4 separate regions of the Homo sapiens genome follow, and regions 1, 3 and 4 are each linked to region 2. A link is a loop called in an ENCODE intact Hi-C map of the cell type or tissue named here. Cell type or tissue: Calu3. All regions are shown on one strand. Links, peaks and the distances in the headings refer to the core of each region. The heading gives the core; the rest is flanking DNA.

Evidence for each region. Hi-C counts contacts between places; a loop is a spot of excess contacts. Peaks named below come from ENCODE experiments on the same cell type or tissue, not always from the same donor. Only the 100,000 strongest peaks of a DNase experiment are listed, where the experiment ranks them.
Region 1: a loop joins it to region 2, with 13 times the contacts of the local background. A loop is called at or near these places in 23 of 110 quality-filtered maps.
Region 3: it touches region 2 in a loop (12-fold over the local background); 96 of 110 quality-filtered maps call a loop at or near these places.
Region 4: it touches region 2 in a loop (14-fold over the local background); 23 of 110 quality-filtered maps call a loop at or near these places.

The regions. Positions count from the first base shown.
Region 1 is chr4:87,984,666-87,990,717 of GRCh38, forward strand. No RefSeq gene overlaps it. Among named protein-coding and RNA genes, the nearest start is that of SPP1, 12 kb to the left of the region's middle. In Calu3, for the core only: a CTCF peak has its summit at 1,170 (motif pointing left); DNase peaks (open chromatin) are centred at 546 and 1,106.
Region 2 is chr4:88,209,180-88,215,231 of GRCh38, forward strand. It overlaps a transcript of ABCG2 not described here. Among named protein-coding and RNA genes, the nearest start is that of ABCG2, 54 kb to the left of the region's middle. In Calu3, for the core only: no CTCF peak of the experiment used is centred there; a DNase peak (open chromatin) is centred at 2,972.
Region 3 is chr4:88,032,500-88,034,999 of GRCh38, forward strand. All of the region lies in intron 2 of PKD2 (polycystin 2, transient receptor potential cation channel), which reads left to right. Among named protein-coding and RNA genes, the nearest start is that of PKD2, 26 kb to the left of the region's middle. RefSeq lists a silencer at 818-1,112. In Calu3, for the core only: no CTCF peak of the experiment used is centred there; a DNase peak (open chromatin) is centred at 1,002.
Region 4 is chr4:88,054,027-88,056,526 of GRCh38, forward strand. It overlaps PKD2 (polycystin 2, transient receptor potential cation channel), which reads left to right. Exons shown (of 15, transcript NM_000297.4): 8 at 2,060-2,241. Among named protein-coding and RNA genes, the nearest start is that of PKD2, 48 kb to the left of the region's middle. In Calu3, for the core only: no CTCF peak of the experiment used is centred there; no DNase peak of the experiment used is centred there.

The DNA of each region.
Region 1 (6,052 bases), core at 68-2,567, 230 kb before region 2:
CAAGAGGCTGGGGAGGGTGAGGGTAAGGGGCAGATGAAGAAAAGTTGATTAATGGGTACAAATATACAGTTAGGTAGAAGAAATAGGATCTAGCATTTGACAGTACAGTAGGGTAACTATCAATAATTTACTGTATATACATTTGTTAAAAACCCTAAAAGACAAGAATTCAAGTGTTCCCAACATAAAGCAAAGATAAATGTTTGAGGAAATGGATATCTCAGTTATGCTCATTGGATCATTACACACTATATGCACACACAAAAACATCATATGTGCCCCCAAAATACAGACAACTATTGCATATCAATTTTTTAAATAATCAATAAATTTAAAAGGAAACTATAAAGATATTAGATAAATACATGAGTGAGTAACTTCACAGTCTGGGTGTGGAGAAACCTCTTCTAATGATGAGAAGACAATGCCATGCCATAGTCCTTGTAGATATCATTAGTCAGGTGCAGCAGCCCCTTAGGCTCCCAGCATACTTGCTGCAGTGGGCACTTCCTCACACTCACCTGCAGGTGATGGCTGGATTGATGGTGTTGTTCCCACATGCTTGGCAAGGGGCTTGGCACTGTGCTCAAATCCAAGGGCATGACCAAGTTACTCCTGGAATCACTTATTTGAATAGTGGTACTATTTAACAACTATTCCCTGCATCACTTCTCTATTAGTCAGGGTTCATTCAGAAGACAGAAAAGAGACCAGTCATTTGAACAGGGAAAATTTAATTTAAAGAATTATTAACTAGAAAGAGGAGAATAACCAGAGAGAATAAGAGAAATAAGAGAACATTAACAATACCATGGGGCTGAAAGTGCCCATATAAGGAACAACTTGCAAAAGGAGAGGCCCTCTCCTGAGATTCAGACTTCACTGGAAAGGGTACAGTCACAGCCCAAGGGATGGCAGAGAAGTCTGCTGTGTTATCCTGAGTCAGAGCTGGTCCACAGTGGTCCAACTGGTGGGCTCAAGTTGGAAAACAAGAGACTTCCCACAGGGGTTCCAGCAGACTGAGGCCAGCAAAGAAGGAAAACCATGGGGCAGGCCAGCTGAGCAGGAGGCTAGCTGGAGGGTGAGTGCCACAAGGTGCTCTGTGTGCACAGCAGTGTCCCTCCAGTGCCCTCTACTGACAAAGCTTGCCACTGTGCCAGTTGGCAAAGGAAGCACGTTCACAGGGTCCATCTCCAGCAGTATCACAGAGCAGGGCAGAGACAATGGATTTGGAGCAGGGAGGCACAAAACTGACAGGGGAAAAGGCTGATTCCTCCTAGACAACAAGAGCACAAAAATGAGCCTGGGACATTTTTTCATGATAGGATGAAAGCAAGCACGAAAGGACAAAATGGGGTTATATCCAAGGGACCAAAGAGCAGACTTGCAAGGGGCTTCCATTGGCCAAAACTGGCGTAATTTGAGCAATAACAGAATAACGACAGTAACGAATTATAACAAATTGAATTTTTAAAATTCCACTAGTATATAGTGATACTACAAAAGAGCATTAAAGAAGGAAAATTCTTCTTTACAGATGAATGCCAGCTAGTAATAAAACTAGAAGGAATGCTAACATTAAAAAATTATTTCATAACCCACAAGGAAATAATTGAGGAAGTGATCACTAATGAATGTTAAAATTATTGTGCAGAAGATGATTGAGAACATCTCACCTGGTCTCAGAGTATTCACCTGTTCTCAGAATATTACTCCACAATTATTTAATAATTCCAAAAGAAAGAAAGTGCTTTCAACCAGAGAGATTTGCAGTCACCGTCTTTAGCCAGTAATTAATGAGACTTGTAGATACGTACCACCCAGTGTGAGGCAATAAGAAATATGCAACATCATCTAGAAATTTTTGTAAAAAATGTTTACAAAATCAAATGACTAGAAAACAAGCAAATCCAGAATTTGAGCTACTCTATAATAGAACTGGTCTGAGCTTTTTTTTTTTTTTATCTTTTGAGACGGATTTTCGCTCTTTCACCCAGGCTGGCATGAAGTGGCGAGATCTCGGCTCACTGCAACCTCCCCCCGGCCCCGGGTTCAAGTGATTCTCCTGCCTCAGCCTCCCCAGTAGCTGAGATTACAGGCATGAGCCACCGCACCCGGCAGTCTGAACTTTTTAAAAAGCAGAGTTGTTAGATAAAATACAGGATACTGAGTTAAATTTGATTTTCAGATAAATAACAAATTAGCTTTTAGTATGAGCACGGGACATTTTATGCTAAAAGATGATTCATTGTTTATTTGACATTCAGGTTAACTGAGCATCCTTTTCTAAATTTTCTAAATCTGCCAATCCTACAAAACAGACAATTTGATGAGAGAAAAAGGGCAAGAGAGGAGATAGTATTCTAGATTAAAAATATACCAGGTATAAAATAGATTAAAAAATATACCAGGTATAAAAAGTAAAACATGGGCCGGGCGTGGTGGCTCATGCCTGTAATCCCAGCACTTTGGGAGGCTGAGAAGGACAGATCACCTGAGGTTGGGAGTACCCGACCAGCCTGACCAACATGGAGAAACCCCTTCTCTACTAAAAATACAGAATTAGCCAGGTGTGGTGGCACATGCCTGTAATCCCAGCTACTCGGGAGGTTGAGGCAGGAGAATCGCTTGAACCCAGGAGGTGGAGGTTGCGGTGAGCCGAGATTGCACCATTGCACTCCAGCCTGGGCAACAAGAGTGAAACTCCGTCTCAAAAAAAAAAGGTAAAACATGAACCTTGATTGGCTCCTGGATTGAAAAAGACACACAGCCATAAAAAACCTTTTGGGGACAATTGTGGCAATCTGAATATACACAGTATATTAAATGATATTGTGAAATTACTGATAATTTTCTTAGATGTGATCATTGCATTGTACATGAAAGTGAATGTTCTTACTCTTGAGAGAAGTATAATGAAATATTTAGGGATGAAGTGCCATGGTTTTTGTAATTTACTTTCCAGCGGTTCAGAAAATAATGACTGGGAGAGGAAATGTGAAGATGTAGGTTAGAGGTTACAAAGTAGCAGACATGGGGAATAAGCAAGTCTAGAGATCCAGTGTACAACATGAGGACTACTATTAATAAAATTGTACAGTATTTGGGATTTCTGCTAAATGAGTAGATTTTAGCTGCTCTTGCCACACACATAAAAAAGGCTATCTATAGGAGATGATGGGTATGTTAATTTGCTTCACTACAGAAGCCATTTTTCTGTCTATATGTATCCCATAACATTATGTTGTATACCTTAAATATACACAATAAGATTTCTTTTTAGCTTTTTGGAAAGTGGCGACTGAGTCTGTGGGTGCTGCCCCAGGAGTGGGAGCTATCATACACCCTCCTCTTCCAATCCATGTTGCAACCAATAAAGGCTGTTTCTACAGTGTTAAAAAAAAATTCAACGGTAGGCTGTCATCAGGGGAAAAAAATTAGTAAGAAGTCAGAAAAAAGGTATACAGAAAGAGAAGAAACTATGGGGAAAAGCATATTATTCTTTTAACTTTTCTCAAGGTTTAAAAATGTTCCAAAAATTGGAAGTAGGAGGATAGAGCAGGGAGAACAGAAAAATGTACAATGAATAATGTCCATCAGATAGTGTCTCAGACATAGGTATAAAAGTCTCAGAACAATTCCCTCATTATTCACCTCACAAGATCATAAAAAAGGCATTCATAAATTTTTATAAATAAAAAAAGTGTCAAGACCAATTTCCCATCACCTATGCGTTTTTCAATAACCCTGTAGATACTCCCTTTGATGCAGGTCTTCTTTAGTCAAACAATCTTTTCATCCCTTGCCCATGGCAATGATATGGCCTAACTGTGAATCAAAGTATTTGTCCTGGTTCCTGGCATAGCCTTTTCTCCTCTGCCACCCCCAGTTTTTCAAGTTTCTAGTAACAATTGCTCCAAATCCTGTTTGATTGCAATTATAGCATAATGGCCAAGTTTCCATGGGATTCAGCTTTGTCAGTGGAGCAAGGCAGAGGCAAAGAACTATAATGAGCAATTCTGATATTGACCTGTACTGAGCATGCAAAAAGGACCTTAAAAACCTATTTGTAGACATTAAAGAAAAGATTGTTTTCTACTTCACAATTTCATAAGGTAGTTTTTTATACTTCTTCAATTTAGTAGCTCACTTACTGAAGCATAATTATATTCTCCGCTCAAAACATCCAGAAAGCATGCATTCTCTAAAACATTGCAAGTTGAACTTCAACGTTATTTCAATGCAGACTCTTTGACTTATCTATTTTATTCTAAATACCACAGTGACTCGTGTTTGACTAATCCAATGTGATTATTTTAATCCAGAGTGTAGATGGATATTGCATATTAGATCCAAATTTCTGATAACATTCCCCCAAAGATGCAAACACGTAAGTCCCAAAGACCTATGTAGCTGAATCTGCTCTTCTAGTCACATTGAAAGAGCATAGATCAGCAACCAGAAAGAGAAAAGAGCGGTGGCCTCTGAGGCTCCACCAAAAAAATGTGGGGCAGACCTAAGGGGAAATCTAAAAGTAGGGTGCCAAAGGTGTCCTTAGTATTACTGACATCATTTATAATGTATCGAGGTTTCATTTTGAAGTTATTATTGAGTAAAAGAACAAAATTCTTGTAAGGAAATGATACCGCTAACTTTTTGAAGGTTGGGAGAAAGAGGGAGGGGAGGGCTTACTCTAGGTATAGCTCAAATACTTGAATTTCCCATACATCATCTTCTTTATCATTCCAGATACAGGCGGTGGAGAGGAAGCAGGGCAGGAGCTGACACCATGCAGAATGCAGCCAGGCTGGACCTCGCGGTGCCTCCTGAGACCCCTCGGGGGGTGGTGAGGGTCCAATAAATGACCCAAGTTCCAATCTCAGGGAACTAGAAGAAAAGCCAAACAAACCATCATAGGCAGAAGAAGGGAAATAGTAAAGATATCAGTGAAAACCAATGAAATTGAAAACAGGAAAGCAACAGAGAAAATTAAACAAAAGGCTGGTTTTTGTAAAAAAAATTAATAAAATTGAAAATCTTCTAGTGAGATGGACACAGGTAAAAAGAGAGAAGACACAAATCTCCCATATCGGGAATTAAACAGGGGAGATCCCGCAGCCATTAAAGGGCTAATAGAGGAAGACTACTGTTATGAGGTGAATGTATTCCCCCAACCCAAAAAGAAATGTTAAAGTCCTAACCCCCAATATCTCAGAATGTGACCTTATTTGGAAACAGCGTCATTGCAGGTGGAATTAGTTAAGATGAGGTCATCAAGGAGCAGGGTGGGCTCCTAATCCAGTATGATGATGTCCTTATAGGAAGAGGCCATGTGAGGACTGAGACACACAGGGAGAATGCCATGTGACAACAAAGGCAGAGGTTGGAGTTATGCAGCTACAAACCAAGAAGTACTGCACGTTGCCAGCAGCCACCAAAGCTAGAAAGAGACAAGCAAGGATTCTCCCCATGGGTCTCGAGGGAGCATGGCCCTGCTGACTCCTTGATTTCAGGCCCTGGCCTCTAGAACTGTGAGACAATACATTTCTGTTGTTTTAAACCACCCTGTTTGTGGTACTCATTACAGCAGCCCTGGAAATCCAATATACTATGAAAAGCTTTATACTCATAAATTCAACGACTTAGAAGAAATTGACCAACCCCTTAAAAACCATAAACTATCAAAACTCAATCAAGAGGAAGCTGATAACCTGGATAGCCTTATAAGTAGTAAAGAAATTCAATTCATAATTTAAAAGTTCCTAAAAAAGAAATCTCCAGGCCCAGATGGTTTCACCGGAGAATTTTACCAAACATTCACAGAAGAATTAACACTAATTTTACACACTGTCTGTCTTCCAGAAAATAGAAGAGAACACTCTCCAATACACTTTATGAGACCAGAATTACTCTGATATCAAAACCAGACAAAGATAGCATCAAAAGAAAAAGAAAGAATAGCATAGATCGATATCTCTCACAAGTGTAGACACAAAAATGTTAGCAAATCAAATTCAACAATAGAAAGAATAATGCATCTCCATCAAGGGGG
Region 2 (6,052 bases), core at 1,848-4,347:
CACACCTACAATTCTAGCTACTCAGGAGACTGAGGCACAAGAATCACTTGAACCAGGGAGGCAGAGCTTGCAGTGAGCAGAGATGGCACCACTGCACTCCAGCCTGGGCGACAGAGCGAGACTCCATCTCAAAAAAAAAAAAAAAAACAAAAAAGCAAACAAGAAACACCAAAAAAAACAAAATAAATAAAAACAAAATTCAGACCGGATGCGGTGGCTCACACTTATAATCCCAGCACTTTCAGAGGCTGAGGCAGATGGATCACCTGAGGTCAGGAGTTTGAGACCAGCCTGGCCAACATGGTGAAATCCCATCTCTACTAAAATACAAAAATTATCCAGGCGTGGTGGTGAGCGCCTGTAATCCCAGCTACTCAGGAGGCAGAAGAATCGCTTGAACCTGGGAGCCGGAGGTTGCAGTGAGCTGATGTCATGCCACTGCACTCCAGCCTGGCTGGGTGAGAGCAAGACTCTGTCTCAAAAAAAAACAAAAAACAAAACAAAAACAAAAAACAAAGTTCATACCTCTTTCTATAAGTAAAAAATAAAAATTTTAAGTGAAAGAAAATTTTTCAGTTTGATTAGCAGGGGTTGTGTTGGTGTTGGCAATGTTATATAAAATAATAAGTAATGATAAGTTTTAGATTCAAGCTACGTGGTAGTAGCAATATACTGTGCTTTTCCTTTGCCAAAGATAACCTAAAGATAAAACTAATAAACAGAATCTTCTCTGCTATTCACCATTTTCCCCAGTTGTCAGTTATTTTTGACTGAATACGTTTTTTGCTTTTGTACCCTAGTGGTAGATCACTCTTTGAATGCATCTTAAAGATGTGTCCTATAAAACAAAACAAAACAAAACACCCTAAGCATCCTGTATAAGACTATTACCTTGTGGGTATTCCTACAGGTGTAGAATGCTCATGCACATATAAGTTGGTAATAAAATGTTTTGATTGAATTAGATATAATTAGGTTAAAGATGTCAGTAATGTAAGTAATCCTACACACACACACACACACACACACACACACACACACATATACATATATACGTTTAAGACAGTGCCTCTCTATGTTGCCTAAGCTGGACTGGAACTCCTGAGCTCAAGCAACCTTCCCACCTCAGCCTCCAGTGGCTGGGACTGGAGGCAGGCACCATTGTGCCTGGCTAGTAATGCAATATTTTTGTGTTCGTTGAAGGAGAGTAAAATAAATTGTAAAATCTATTTGTAGTTTATTTTGAAATGCTCTCCCCAGCAGCCTTACCTTTGCCTTATTTTCTTGAGGTCCTATTTACATTCATCCCATTCAGTGAGGATGAAGGATGTTGTTCTAAAACAAAAAGAATGGTAGAAATAAGCCCCATATAGTTAAAAGTGTGCTGGTAGCTATAAATACATACTTTTTCTTTTCTTTTTTTTTTTCTAAGAGATGGGATCTTGCTCTGTTGCCCAGGCTGGAGTGCAGTGGTACAATCATAGCTCACTGCAGCCTCAAACTCCTAGGTTCAAGCAATTCTCCCACCTCAGCCCCTGAGTACCTGGGAATATAGGCACTTGCCACCATTAACTGGCTAATATTTTATAGAGACAGTCTTGCTTTGTTGCCCACACTGGTCTCGAACTCCTAGCTTCTTCCCAAAATGCTGGAATGACAGGCATAAGCCACCACACCTGACCCATACATACATTTTTTTCAAGGAATAACAGAAGCCAGAGTTGATTTTATTTGCATTTGTTAAGAAGAGGCGCAGATGCCATGTTCTGCCCCTGTATTCCCAGCTACTCAGGAGAATGAGGTGAGAGGATTTCTTGGGGCCAGGAACTCGAGGCTGTAGTGCCCTGTGACTGCACCAGGGATTAACCACTGCACTCTAGCTTGGGCAACACAGAGAGGCTTGGTCCCTAAAAAAATTAAAAAATAAAAAAAATATATATATATATGTAAAAGAAGAAGAGAGAGTAGTTTGGCTAATTAAGGAGAGGATGTGCTAAACAGGGGACTTAACAAAAGCCACTTTCATTGTGTATTTTAAAAATTATTTTATTTTAGATTCAGGGTTGCACGTGCTTGTTTGTTACATAAGCAGATTGCATACTGGTGGGGACTGAGCTTCTAGTGTACCCAATGTCCAAATAGTGAACATTGTACCTGATAGGTAATTGTTCAACCCCTGCCCCACCCCCCCCCACTTTTGGAGACCCCAGTGTCTGTTATTTCCATCATCATGTTTTCGTTTTAATTTTCTTTTTGAGATGGAGTCTCACTCTGTTGTCCAGGCTGGAGTGCAATGGCGCGATCTCCGCTCACTGCAACCTCCGCCTCCCAGGTTCAAGTGATTCTTCTGCCTCAGACACCTGAGTAGCTGGGACTACCGGAGTACACCACCACACCTGGGTAATTTTTTTGTATTTTAAGTAGAGACGGGGTTTCACTGTGTTAGCCAGGATGGGCTCGATCTCCTGACCACGTGATCCGCTTACCTTTGCCTTCTGAAGTGCTGGGATTACAGGCGTGAGCCACTGTGCCCGGCCGAGAACTCTTTACTTTCAAATGACCAAGATATTTTGGGGAATACAGCAATTCTCTTAACTTGAAGATACAGTCAAACCGGTACTGCACTAAAGGGAAAAACGGGATAAGCAATAAATAGAACTAGAGATGTGGGCCAGAGGGGAAAGTCTTTCTCAAGCCTCTCTTCCAGATAAAATCAAGTTTGGCCATTTTTGTCTTACCTGATTGCAGTCAAAAGCATTTCGAGTGATTTATGGGAATTAGAGCTTTTGGTGCACAGCTAGTTCATTCTTAAATTGCCCATGCTTACATAGTGTAGGAGAAGGTGTGAGTCTATGTCCCAATTTACACATACCGCCCCCAAATAATTATTAGTAGTGGCCTCTTCCTCTCTCAAAAGTATGATTGCCCTAGCTTTAGGTGAAAACCAAAAGTAATCATTTGCTGGACTCTGGCGCCCTCTTGTGATTAAAATTTCACTTTCTGATATTGCTTATTCTGAGATGAGCGACTACCAAAAAATATGAACATCCCAAAGTGGATCATCTAATAACTTTCCCCAGAAGATCTCAGCTTTGAATTTCATGTCATTACACTTTAACACTGACTACCCCTGCATGGTTGCTGCCATCTTCAGATTTCAGAAGCATCTCCCGCCTGTATCAGTAATTGTAGCCCCTGGTACTGTCACTCTCTGTGACACTACTTCTGTCTTAATTCTTGGTGAATTCAGTATCTCCGAAAACGATCTCCCCAGCACTCTGGCCTCTGACTACCTTGAACTTCTCTCCTTCAGTGATCTTGTTCTCCACCCTGCGTTACCTATGTACTTGCAGGTCATGCCATAGAACTTGTAAGCATAGTCTATCTTTCCACCTAAACCCCTCTAATAACCCAACTCCGGCAAACCTTTGACCTTGCTCCACCAGGGCCTAAAACCCATTAATTACACCAGTATTTCACTGTGCCTCACCCCTCACTGCTTTCTTTAGTCACCATACCTGCCGAAATTCCATGATCATTATAATTACATCCTTGCAAATGCCCTCAGCTCCTCTGCTCCCCTTTTGCTTTGTCACTCGCTTGGCAAAACCACAAACCCTACTTAAATTCCTGTCTCCCCTGCTCTGTGCCTGTACCCCTGCAGTTGAACGTGGGTGGAGAAAAACACATAAGAATAATAAATTATTTGATTTTGTGTTTGAATTTTTATTTTTTTTGAGACAGGGTTTTGCCCTGTTACCCAGGCTGGAGAGTGCAGTGGCGAGATCTTAGCCCACTTCAGCCTTTGAACTCTGGGGCCCAAATGATCTTCCCACCTCAGCCTCCTGAGTAGCTGGGACTACCAATGAATGCCACCGCACCCAGCTAATTTTTAAAAATTCTTTGTAGGGACGGGGTCTCACTGTATTGCCCAGGCTGGTCTCAAACTCCTGCGCTCAAGCAATCTTCCCACTTTAGCCTTTCAAACTGTTGGGATTACTGGCTTGAGCCACAAAGACCTGTAATTATCTGATTTTAAATTCTTGATCAAGAATCTCAATGCCGGGACCCTCAGTAATGCCTGACAACTCATACTGTACTTCCCTAGCCCATTCACTCTTCTGTTTCCTATTTCAACACCGAAACATTTTCATCTTTCCCCTCCCATAGTCATTCTCAGATGATAACCTTATGTCCTACTTGACTGAGAAAACTGAAGTAAGTAAAAGAGAACTTCAGATTCTGTTCACCGTATCTGCCCACCCACCTGCATCTGCTGCCTTCTCTCCTATTACCCTACCCTAGAGGAACTGCCCATGTTACTAAGGCCTAAGGCAATGTCTCTACTTTGCATGAAGTCTCATCCCCTTTTTCCTAACTCAATAACAGCACTTTTCCCCTTTCTCTTCTATATCATTGTATATATATGTATATATATGTGTGTGAATATATATATATATTCCTCTCCACTGATTTGTTTCCCCACAGTATAAACATGCTATATTTCTTTTTGTTTGTTTTTGAGACAGAGTCTTGCTCTGTCTCCAGGCTAGAGTGCAGTGGTGCGATCTTGGCTCACTTCAACCTCCGCCTCCCGGATTCAAGCGATTCCCCTGCCTCAGCCTCCGGAGTAGCTGGGACTATAGGCACCTGCCACCGTGCCCAGCTAATTTTTTGTATTTTAGTAGAGATGGGGTTTCACCATGTTGGCAAGGATGGTCTTGATCTCCTGACCTTGTGATCTGTGCCCACTTCAGCCTCCCAAAGTGCTGGGATTACAGCCATGAGCCACCACGCCCGGCCTTTTTTTTTTTTTTTTTTTTTTTGAGACAGAGTCTCATTCTGTCGCCCAGGTTAGAGTGCAGTGGTGCAATCATAGCTTACTGAAGCCTTGAACTCCTGGGCTCAAGTGGTCCTCCTACCTCAGCCTCCTAAGTAAGTGGGACTACAGGCGCATACAACCATGCCTGGCTAATTTCTGTATTTTTTGTAGAGACAAGGTCTTGCTATGTTGCCCAGGCTGGTCTCAAACTCGGGCTCCAGCAGTGTACCCGCCTCAGCTTCCCAAAGTGCTGGGATTACCACCACTAGCCCACTGTTATCTATTTCCCCCATCCTCAAAAATATTCCTCTTGATTCCACATCTTCCAACTACTGCTCTATCGTTTTGTTCTCTTTTACAACAAAACTCTTCAAAAGATACTCACTTCTCCAATCCCTCCCCCATTCTCTCTCAAATCCACTCCAATCAGAACGATGAGACACATGACAAATTGTTTTAAGCCTTTAAGTTTTAGAGTGGTTTGTTAGGTAGGGATAGATAACTGGAACAATATGCCAGAGAGAGCAGTGCAGGTCTTCTCTAGGAGAAGACAGAATCTATATACTAAGAGAGTTGAGCCAGGTGTGGTGGGTCCTGCCTGTAATCCTGGCACTTCCGTAGGCTGAGGCAGGAGGATCACTTGAGCCCAGGAGTTCAAGACCAGCTTGGGCAACAAAGATCCCATCTCTACAAAAAAAAGTTTTTTTGTAACGATTCTCCCATCTCAGCCTCCCAAGTAGCTGGACCAGAGGTACATGCCACCGCACTCAAATCTGTTTTTGTTTGTTTGCTTGTTTGTTTTTGTAGAGATTAGGTCTTGCTATGTTGCCTAGACTGAACTCAACTCCTGGGCTCAAGTGATTCTCCTGCCTTGGCCTCCCAAAGTGTTGGGATTATAGGCGAGAGCCACAATGTCTGGCCTACAAAAATTTAAAAAATTATTAGCCATGCAACATGGTGCACACCTGTAGTCCCAGCTATATGGGAGGCTGAGGCAGGAGGATCACTTGAGCCCAGGACGTTGAGGTTTCAGTGAGCCATAATTATGTCACTGCACTCCAGCCTGGGTGACAGAATGAGACAGTCTTAAAAAAATTTTGGAAAAAAAAGAGAGTTGCATGACTTTGCCAGAATCAGAAGAAGACTGGGGAAGAGCTGAGAGTGTAAATTATAAGGGTGTTAGACCAATGGGGATAAAGTATAATATTCAAGCCAAATTAATTGACCTGA
Region 3 (2,500 bases), core at 1-2,500, 180 kb before region 2:
TTTTATGGAAAATGGGAATTCAGTGGTTAAGACAAGGATTAAATAGCAGAAGAAAGATGTGTACATATGTACAGATGTATGTGTCCTTTATATGTTTTTTAGTACTCTTGTCTCCTTTCTGGTCCTCATTTAAGGTTATCTATTTCATGCAGTAAATTTTTCTTCACAATTCATTTCATTTAGAGAGTGAATGCTACCTTCCAAGTGGGCTTTCTCCAGTTTTCCTTTCAGGGACTTAAAGGAGAAGTGATGTTAACAGTTTTATATTTCCATTGCATTTTACAGTGTGCAGATGTCTTCACATATATTTCCCCATTTGAGCTTTACAAAAGCCCTTAGTATTATTCTCATTGTCTAGATTCCAAAATCAGGCTTAGAGGAGTTAAATAGTTGTCCAGGATCTCAAGATGCAAGACCCACAATCATGAACAGAGGCAGATGTTCAGGATGGAGGCAAGCTGAAACTCAAAACCAAATCATTATGACTCCAAATTCAGGAGTCTTTTAGCTGCCACCTGCATGGGCTCTTGGTGTAGCTGACCACCAGAGTTTGTAGAGCTGTCATTCAGGTGTGCCATGGACTTTCCTGGGACCTGGCACAGGAGAAGGACTGAGTTAATGTTTGCTGATTAAATATCTGTTACAGGCTGGGCGCGGTGGCTCACGACCGTAATCCCAGCACTTTGGGAGGCCGAGCAGGGAGGATCACTTGAGCTCACAAGTTTGAGACCAGCCTGGGCAGCATGGCGAAACCCCGTCTCTACAAAAAATTTGAAAATTAGCTGGCCATGGTGATGCATGCCTGTAGTCCCAGGTACTCAGGAAGCTGAGGTGGGAGGATCACATGAGCCCATGAGATTGAAGCTGCAGTGAGCTGAGATGGTGCCACTGCACTCCAGCCTTGGCCATAGAGCCAGACCTTATCTCAAAAAAAAAAAAAAAAAGTTACAATAATCTTCCCTTCAAAGCTGGAAGGCATTATTTACCTGTCTGTCCAGCAGATGGTGCTACATAACCAAGGGAATCTGTTGCTTGCCCTTGGTGAAGCTATTAAAGCCAATACAGATCTTGAGAATTTCAAAAGCAAAAATCAATACTGGATTATGAGTGCTCTAGGAAAATAAAGAGATAAATTTTCAATTTACATACTTATATATAGTTATACCATATTTGTAAATAAAAATATATAAATAATTTATCAAAATTCCTTTTTAACAGCAACAACCACAGTAAACCCACAGGTTAAAAACTCCACAACAGTCTATATTAATCAGTCAATGCAAAGTACATTCCAATTCCAAGTTAACTGAAAATAATCAACTTAATCATTTGGTTGGCTCTGAGCAGCCTTCACTGCTTGCTCTTGTGTCATGTTTCTTTCTGTCCTCGATTGGCTATAGACTTACAGACGGCTTTTGCAGAGGACAGTGTACTCATGTCCATCCTTTGCATCCTTTGTGGGAGTTGGCTAGGCAGCACTCTCCCTGGGGACACTATGAACTCCTCTTCTTGAGTGCAGAGATCACGTCTTGTTCATCTTCATGCCCAATACCTTGTTCCATAAATATGAATGGATTAGAATTCTAAACTCTTAACTCTGCCCCAAGACAGTTCTGAGAGGTAGTAAGTCATATAACACCTGAAGAGGACTGTTCTTGTCCTAATTACATTAGGTTATAAGATGACAGGTGAGGGAGCCAAACCAGGGGGCCTGGAAATTATTCATACATCTCTAGATACAGTATACAAGTTGTGTGTATTATGTGTATTTACTCTGTAATTGATTGCTTGAGATGAACCCCCAAACACACTCGTGTTTGGATCATTATTATCTACCCTTCTCCTTAAATAATCTTAATTTCCTATGATGCTTGAAAGGGAAAGAGGGGCCAGGTGTGGTGGTTCACACCTGTAATCCCAGCACTTTGGGAGGCTGAGGTGGGAGCATCACCTGAGGTCTGGAGTTCAAGACCAACCTGACCAACATGGTGAAACCCTGTCTCTACTAAAAATAAAAAATCAGCTGGGCATGGTAGCACATGCCTGTAATCCCAGCTACTTGGGAGGCTGAAGTGGGAGAATCGCTTGAACCTGGGAGGGGGAGGTTGCAGTGAGCCGAGATCACTCCATTGCACTCCAGACTGGGCAACAACAGTGAAACTCCGTCTCAAAAAAAAAAAAAAAAAAAAGGCAGAGTGGGGAAGAGAGCTGCATGAAGGAGAGATTTACTAAATAGTACTTAATCCCAAAATAATTTCTATAGGTTTGAATATGATCCCTGAAATTTATTATAGGTTCAGGTAAGTATTAATCACGGGTATTCAGAACTGTGGTTTAAAAAATGTATAGAACATGTTTCCTTCCCCTTGAAACTTTTTATCAGCTAATTATAGGAATTATATTATACCTGCAATCATTAAAGTCCAGAATGAGACAGTACTTGGTAAAGTGCTGAAATTTATAATAAATGCATTATAGCAATCCAGTTAAGGAGGAAGAG
Region 4 (2,500 bases), core at 1-2,500, 160 kb before region 2:
GCTGCCTGAGAATTACTGAAGTTTCCTTGATTATTATTAGTTTAATAATAATAATCAAGATAGTAATAATAATCAAGATAGTAATAATAATCAAGATCTCAGCTGGGCACAGTGGCTCACGCACTTTGGGAGGCTGAGGCGGGCAGATCACCTGACGTCGGGTTTGAGACCAGCCTGGCCAACATGGTGAAACCCTGTCCCTACTAAAAATACAAAAAAAAAAAATTAGCTGGGTGTGGTGGCACGTGCCTATGATCCCAGCTACTTGGGAATCTGAGGCAGGAGAATTGCTTGAACCCAGGAAGCAGAGGTTGCGGTGAGCTGAATCATGCCACTGCACTCCAGCCTGGGCAACAGAGCAGCACTTCGTCTCAAAAAAAAAAAAAAAAGATCTCAAATGAATTGGGATTGTATTAAGTAATGATTAAGTAATGTGATTACAGCAATCCTCAAGAAATATTTCACTGTGGCCAGTAACAATGTGTAACAGACCTTTAAACTTCTAGAGATTTTCCTACAACATGTGTCTCAGGCTGATGTGTTTTATTTAGTGCTTCTCTTGGAAATGTCTTGCCCCTCGATACTTTATCATTAAGGTCTTTAAGGCAGGGATCATGACTCTACTTTTTTTTTTTTTTTTTTTTTTGGGACGGAGTCTTGCTCTGTCGCCCAGGCTGGAGTGCAGTGGCACAATCTTAGCTCACTGCAACCTCCGTCTCCTGGGTTCACGCCATTCTCCTGCCTCAGCCTCCCGAGTAGCTGGGACTACAGGCGGCTGCCACCACGCCCGGCTAATTTTTTATATTTTTAGTAGAGACGGGGTTTCACCGTGTTAGCCAGGATGGTCTCGATCTCCTGACCTCGTGATCCACCCACCTCGGCCTCCCAAAGTGCTGGGATTACAGGCTTGAGCCACCACGCCCGGCCTCATGACTCTACTTCTAATATCTCATCATGTGCTCTTCCACTGAGGCTTCTACTTAGAGCTACACAATCTGGGCAGCCATCCTCAGTGCCTTATCTACCAACATGCTCAATATGGCTTTGCAGGGTTCACTGTCTACCAGCAGGGTTCACTATCTACCAACATGCTCAATATTTCTTTGCAGTCAGGCAGAGCAGGCTTTGCAGTTCAGGCAGGGCAGCTGGCTGCAGGCCCCAGCTGACTCCTGGGGATAGAATGCCAATATTTCAGACATTGCAGAGATTTGAGGCAATGTACATAAAGCCCTCCACATATAACTGATGCACAATAAATGACAGTTAATATTATGCAACAAGAATTTCCTGGGGGGTTTTATAATTAATTTTTATTTGTGTGAAGTTTTTTCCCTCCCTTTTACTTTAATCCTTTTTGGGGGGAAAGCATCACTAGTCACAGTTCACGGCAGCCTCGACCTCCCAGGCTCAAGCAACCCTCCCACCTCAGCCTCCTGAGTAGCTGAAACCACAGGTGTGTGCCACCACACCTGACTAATTTATTTTTATTTTCTAATGAAACAGAATCTTGCCATATTGCCCAGGCTGATCTTAAACTCATGGGCTCAAGCGATCCTCCTGCCTCAGTCTTCCAAAGTGCCGGGATTATAGATGTGAGCCACTGCACTCAGCCTTTTTTTTTTTTTTTTTAATTGTAGATAGCATAAAACCTACTGTTTTAACCATGCTTAAGTGTACAATTCAGTGGCATTAAGTACATTCACAGTGTTGTGCAGCCATCGCCATTATGCTGCATTATTTTCAGAACTTTTTCATTATTCTAAACTGAAACTTTGTATCCATTGAACACTAACTCCCAATTCCCCCAGTCCCTGGTAACCTCCATTCTACTTTCTGTCACTGTGAGTTTGACTATTCTAAGTACCTAATTTAAGTGGAATCATACAGTATTTGTCCTTTTGTGTCAGGCTTATTTCACTTTGCATGATGTTTTCAAGGTTCATCCATGTTGTAACCTGTCAGAATTTAATTTCTTTTCAGGATGAAATAATGTTTTATTATATACAGTCACACCATTTTGTTTATCCATTCATCTATTGATGTCTTCTCTCTCTTACAGCTCTTCAAATTCATCAATTTTAACAGGACCATGAGCCAGCTCTCGACAACCATGTCTCGATGTGCCAAAGACCTGTTTGGCTTTGCTATTATGTTCTTCATTATTTTCCTAGCGTATGCTCAGTTGGCATACCTTGTCTTTGGCACTCAGGTCGATGACTTCAGTACTTTCCAAGAGTGTATGTAAGTATATATGAAATTAAGAAGAAAAATTTAATCAGAGTTGTCACTGCTTCTCAAGAATAAATCTTCATATGAGGTTGCTATATGACCACCAATTATTTAAAACCAGTTATTTTAAGTAAGAATTAATTACCTTTTCCCAAAACATTGATCTACCCATGCAAAGAAGACAATGCATCCTGAAATGCTGATGCTTAAGATAGCAGCCCAAAGTAGTAAAATACAGTTAACAGACATAGGAAACCAACACTGTTCTGAA